2 separate regions of the Homo sapiens genome follow, and region 1 is linked to region 2. The links are chromatin loops, found by intact Hi-C in ENCODE. Cell type or tissue: PC-9. All regions are shown on one strand. Each heading gives the region's core, and the rest is flanking DNA. Links, peaks and the distances in the headings are about the cores only.

Region 1 (2,927 bases), core at 141-2,640, 240 kb after region 2:
ATTTGGGTCCTGAAACATTGAGTATGTTGGGAATCAGGGCAATCAGGATTGATTTCTAATGACCATCTTTCAAAAAAAGTGTGTCTTTCTTACCCAGTTTTAGATATCAGTTGTAGACTGATTAAAAAAAAAATTCCCCAAAGGCCTTAATATTCATCCAATCCAGCACTTCTCAATTTACTCTGGGTGTATGGACCCACTGGCGATCTTGTGAATCTCCAGATGCTGACACAGGTTGTCTGGGATGGGGCTGAGATTCTGCATCTTCTCCAAGTTCCCTGGTGATGCCAATATAGCTGGTGTTGCTGGTCTGTGGACCACAGCTTGAGTAGCAAACCATCCACTCCATCACCTAGCTGCTTGAATCTCTTCCAAGACATCCCTGCCATGTGGTCATCTAGTCTCAGCCTGCATCCTCATAAATAGAAGGTCTCACCTCTCAAGTGGCCCCTGCATTCCTTGTCTGGCTCATAACCTTCATTCCAGTCTTGAAGATTTCTTGGACTTGAAGTGGTTTTGTGTGGTTTCCTGGCTCCACATAAGAGGAGAAATAAATAAGGAAACAACATGTATTAAGGCCCTACTAGGTACCATCCTCTTTTGTAGATATTCCACCTGCATTCATCTTATTTATTCCTCATAAAACCATTTTATGAAGACGTTGTTTTTATACAGAGGAGGAAAGAAGTTCAGAAGAGCTCAGTGATTTGTCCAAGGTAAAACAGCTTGTAGAAGGTGGATGCAATCCTGGCTGCAGAAAACTGCATCCGACAATGTTCTCAGTGACAAAGAAGGGTCAGGACTGAGAGTGTGGACCACCCCCATGCAACCCATGCCCACTTTGGGTGGCTTTCTGTTATGTTTGTGAGAGCAGAAGAGATAGAAGCTTGGCACGTTTCCAGCCTCCCTGAGCCCTGAAAGAAAACATCCATAAGGTGAAAAGTCTCCAGATAAAAGGTTGCCAAAGCCAGGCTGAGCCTAAGGAGGCACAAAGCTCTTTTGAGATGGCAGTTTAGTGATAATAAAGAGAGACACCCAGGGGCAAACATTGCTTTAGTTCTTGAATCCCTCAAAGAATGTTGGCATTTTATTACCTGGAAATGAATACCTCTTTGGTTGAGATGGCTTCAGGCAAGAAGAAGAATGTTACAGGGCAAGCAAATTCATTAAGCAGCAGGAATGTGGCCTCTGTTCCTCTCTCTTTGTGCTTCCATTGAGGAATGAGCCATAATATTTCCCTTTACTGAGATAACGTTTGTAAGGCTGCATTTTCTTGTGTGATTTGGCTGCACCCAGGCCTTCTGCAGGAGAGCATCCTGTTTCATTAATATCTACGTGCCGTCCTCATGCTCTGGGTAGCATCATCAGTTAAAAAGGTATCTGGGTTCCTTTGACAACTTGCTCCAAATTATGACGGTAGAATGCCTCAGAGTCTTGAAATGTTTGTGCACAGCACTTGTCTGGATTGGGAGTGAGGAGACCCACAAAGCAATGGTACTGAAATGCTTCAAAAATTCAATATATTAAATTACAAATTAGATTTCCAAATAGTAGTACATGTTAATGGGCTTCTTGTCTAAGAATCACGGAACATGGTCTGATGAATACTTTAAAAAGTAACTATGTGATACAGAGACTATTTAGGGACATCTAATGTCTGAAGGGCTTAATTATGACTAATAAATATTTGTATGTGGGAGAAAAGCATGCCATTATTAAATGCATACTTCTCACCTTACTCTCTGAGGTCTTTATAGAAAGGGAATGCAGAAAAGTCATAAAAATAACAATCATAGTAAGTATTTGTATGCCATGCCACCTGTTTAGCATACACCTTTATTGTCACAATGGCACTACTCAGTATATAGAATCAAAGTGCTGGTTCCATTGTATAGATGAGAAAACTGAGGTTCAACAAGATGCTTGACTTGTGCAAGGTCACAGCTAAAAAGTGAAAAGATGGGATTCGAAGCTAGACTCTCCAAAGCCAGCCACAGCCCTCTTCCCACCACATTATGCTGCTTCTGTCGGAAATAAGTACTGGGGTGACACTCATGTCCCATTCAGTTCCGCATTCAATGCTGACTCTGGGATCAATGTTCAAGGCCAGTCCCACACCCAGAACCTTTCAATTGTCACCTCTGGTTCTGCCCTTTACTGTCCAGGAGGGAAATTTCAGCTGAGATTTCTCAGGTCCATATTTTCTGTCTCTCCCAGGTGACTCCATGGCCTACCACAATGGCAGATCCTTCTCCACCTTTGACAAGGACACAGATTCAGCCATCACCAACTGTGCTCTGTCCTACAAAGGGGCTTTCTGGTACAGGAACTGTCACCGTGTCAACCTGATGGGGAGATATGGGGACAATAACCACAGTCAGGTGAGTGGACCGTGAGGGCCCAGAGCAGGCCAAGCTTGGGAAGCTGGAGGGGGCTAATGGAAGTACAATTTAACTCCCTATCCTAGCAGAGACTAGGAGGCAGGAACCTTACTTGTATGACAACATGTTTTTCCCAAGGCAGTGAGCAATCTCAAGGACACTGCAGGCCAGGTAAAATAGAAACAGCACAGGTTAACCCTTGACAGTCCCAAGGACAAACACTGGTCAAATGGATTCCAAAAACAGAACGCTTTACTCAGACAAAATCTCTGTCTGAACCCCAAAAGTAAAGCAGATAAAAGTGGAGGCCATTTAGGTGAAGCAGGGTTGATGACACAGAACCCCTGGCCTGGGGCATCTTTGGAATCCCAAGAACACCTTAAAATGAAGTCCACAGACTTTAAATCTCCTCCTTTTGTGAAGAAACCAAGGCCCAGAAAAAGCTGACTTTCCTGAGGTCACAGAGTGAAGTTGGCAGCAGAGCCAGCTCTCCCCACTTCCAGCCCCTGGCATTTTCCCTGCACCACACACACCTCTAGCACTTCT
Region 2 (2,927 bases), core at 254-2,753:
CATCTTGAGATTGTGCAACTAGTCCAAATTTGGCTCATACGCCAGAAAATGCAATGTGCCACATCATATTGTGTTATTTCTCCAAAAACATGTTATATCTGAAACCTAATGAGTAATGCCTCTGAAAGCTTAATGAGACATTCTAAAAGAACCAAAATTCTGGAAATGCCCAACCTTGTTCAAAAGATTTGTTTTTAGAAGGAATCTTAGGAGATGATGATAAGTGGCCTACTTATCCATCTTGGTCATGTAAAGTAAATCACTTCAGAACAGTGAAGACTCTGCTCAAAGACACATAGGTAGTCAAACTCAAGGGTGAATCTGTAGCCAGCATATTCTGATGCCAATGATAATACCACATCATAAGTCTGCCTGCAAGGCAACCCACATCATCATCACATAATAACAATAATGATAAGAATGACAACTGGAGCTAATATTTATTAAACACATACTAGATGCCAGAAAAAAATGCTAAGCACTTTATAATGAGTATTTCATTTTGTTCTCACTTTATATACATATATAAGGCATGAACTCTGTCTCCATTATATATACAATGAGATCTGGAAAGCTTTGAGACTTGCCTAAAACTACAAAAGGAGTAATTAGCAAAGTGGGAACTTGAACACAGATTCGTGAGGCAGCAGAACAAGAGCTCTCACCAACTTGCCATAATGCATATCCCTGGATGCAGTGTTCAGCATCAATTTAGCTTTCATTTTTAACCTCTAGGAAGGATTAACAGCCCCCTCCTTTGTGTTCCCACAGTGCTAGGTACACCCCTCTATTAGACCACTCATCATGTTATTAGTTTAAATGTCTGTCACATCTACTGGTCTGAGTGCCTCTTGAGTCATGCTTATGTTATGTATCTTTCTATGCCCAAGGCCTGGTAGAATGGCTTATACACAATAGTCATTCACTCAATTTAACAAATAATAACAGGCATATAATAAATGCTTCTTGGATTGGTATAAGGTGTATTCTCTTCACCTGTAGAATGGGGACTGCTCTCCTATAAATAGGGACCATTCCCATTCTTTGATGCCAATGAATGTTCAGGGCTTCAGGAGCCAATACATGTGTACAACTGGCAAGAAACATATTGGGAAAATACTACCCTATTATTACAAGGCACCATTGAAAAGGGAGCAAAAATAAAATTCCTACTCTCCTAACATGATCCAGCTGCAAGAGACAAGTTGTCATTACACTAGTGGAAAGTTATTGCCTCTGGTCTGGAAACCAGCAAACTGGCCTGAAGGCACAGGATGCAGTCTTCATTGCCTATCACTATAAATGCCAACCACACTGTGCAAACACCATTGTGTCTTACCACCAGGTATGCAATCAGTGTCTGCTGGGCAGATTGCCAGGCTGGCCATCTGTGTTGTGCTTGGTTGCTAGGGCACAGGCAGGGAGCTGTGTAGTGTCTTGCTTTCACCCTACCCTCAAAAGCCTGAAGCAATGACAAAGGCTGTTCAAAGTGCTGAGGAACCAAGGAAATGTACATATTTGGCTTAATTCATAAAACTGTCATTGAAGGCCAGCTAAGAAGACGAAGATTTTTGTCCAGGATCTGCAGCTGTGAGACCACAGGTTAGACATTTATTTCTCTGAACATGTAAAGTCCTCACTTGTAAGTAAGAAAGACCCAAAGCTAAGTGTTTCTTTGGGAAACACTCTGTGTTTCACTGGCAATATGTAAAATGTTTATGGGTACTACATGGACAAACTTCTAAACATTTCAGCAGTTATAAATTATTGTAATGTGCACTAGAAGATAATTATCATCTCATACACTTGATGTCACATAAGTTCTTAGAATGAATGTAAAGTAATTCAGTTTTTACAGTTGTTCTTAAGTTTTTATGTTATTTTCTCAACATAAGAAAATATTAATACCAATGGAGGGGATAGGTGGATATGATGATAACTATAAAGATGGAACAGAAATGATGAGTTGGATGAGTCAGATCTGGCATTCTAGCATTTGACTCTGTGATTCAATCACCAATGACTAATTGGCAAAATTATCCAGAAAATTCAGGCAATAGTAAATTTATTCTGAAAATGACTCTATTTATATAGGCCCAGTATATCAAAACAAACACTTTTGAACACTTACAGGATATCAGGCACTAGGCTGGGCATTGTGGATATGAAGACCAATCTTGGCAGAGTCTAACTAGGGATACATCTGGGAAGATAAATTATTCCAGTTTAGTGTGATATTTACAATAGTGTGAAGTAATCTGGGAGTCAGAGAGAGAATACCCATTCTTCCTGGGGGAGAGGAATAGTTGAAGTCATCACAGAGGAAATAAATATTGAATTAAGCTTAAAAGACTAAGCAAACATTATCTGAGTATATAAGAAGGGGAAGACCTTCAAGGGAGAAATAAAAGCATGTGAAGTGTTGAACAGCAAATCTAATGGAAAAATTATTTTTTCTTACTCTATATATCATTTGCAAACAAAAGCATCTATGTAACTGTTTTGTACATTTCATAAGTGAGAGATCCAGATATTGAATAAAGTTATATGCAATTCCAACCCTATGTTCTTTCTACTATATCATATTGATATGGTTTGGCTGTGTACCCACCCAAATCTCATGTTGAATTGCAGTTTCCATAATTTCTACATGTTGTGGGAGGAACCTGGTGGGGAGGTAATTGAATCATAGGGGTGGTTACCCCCATGCTGCTTTTCTCATGATAGTGAGTGACTTCTTATTAGATCTGATGGTTTTATAAGGGGATTTTTCCCCTTTTGCTCAGCATTTCTTCCTGCCATTACGTGAAGAAGGACATGTTTGCTTCTCCTTCCACCATGATTGTAAGTTTCCTGAGGCCTCCCCAGCCATGCAGAACTGTGAGTCAATTAAACCTCTCTCCTTTATAAATTACCCAGTTTCGGGT

The links. Hi-C counts contacts between places; a loop is a spot of excess contacts. Peaks named below come from ENCODE experiments on the same cell type or tissue, not always from the same donor. Only the 100,000 strongest peaks of a DNase experiment are listed, where the experiment ranks them.
Region 1: a loop joins it to region 2, with 9 times the contacts of the local background. A loop is called at or near these places in 4 of 110 quality-filtered maps.

Annotation. Positions count from the first base shown.
Region 1 is chr9:115,023,427-115,026,353 of GRCh38, reverse strand. TNC (tenascin C) reads left to right here. Exons shown (of 28, transcript NM_002160.4): 27 at 2,218-2,381. Among named protein-coding and RNA genes, the nearest start is that of TNC, 93 kb to the left of the region's middle. In PC-9, for the core only: no CTCF peak of the experiment used is centred there; a DNase peak (open chromatin) is centred at 1,123.
Region 2 is chr9:115,261,067-115,263,993 of GRCh38, reverse strand. All of the region lies in intron 2 of DELEC1 (deleted in esophageal cancer 1), which reads right to left. It overlaps LOC105376233 (a long non-coding RNA gene), which reads left to right and starts at 1,451. Exons shown (of 3, transcript XR_930267.3): 1 at 1,451-1,602. In PC-9, for the core only: no CTCF peak of the experiment used is centred there; DNase peaks (open chromatin) are centred at 843 and 1,373; H3K27ac peaks cover 1,418 bases.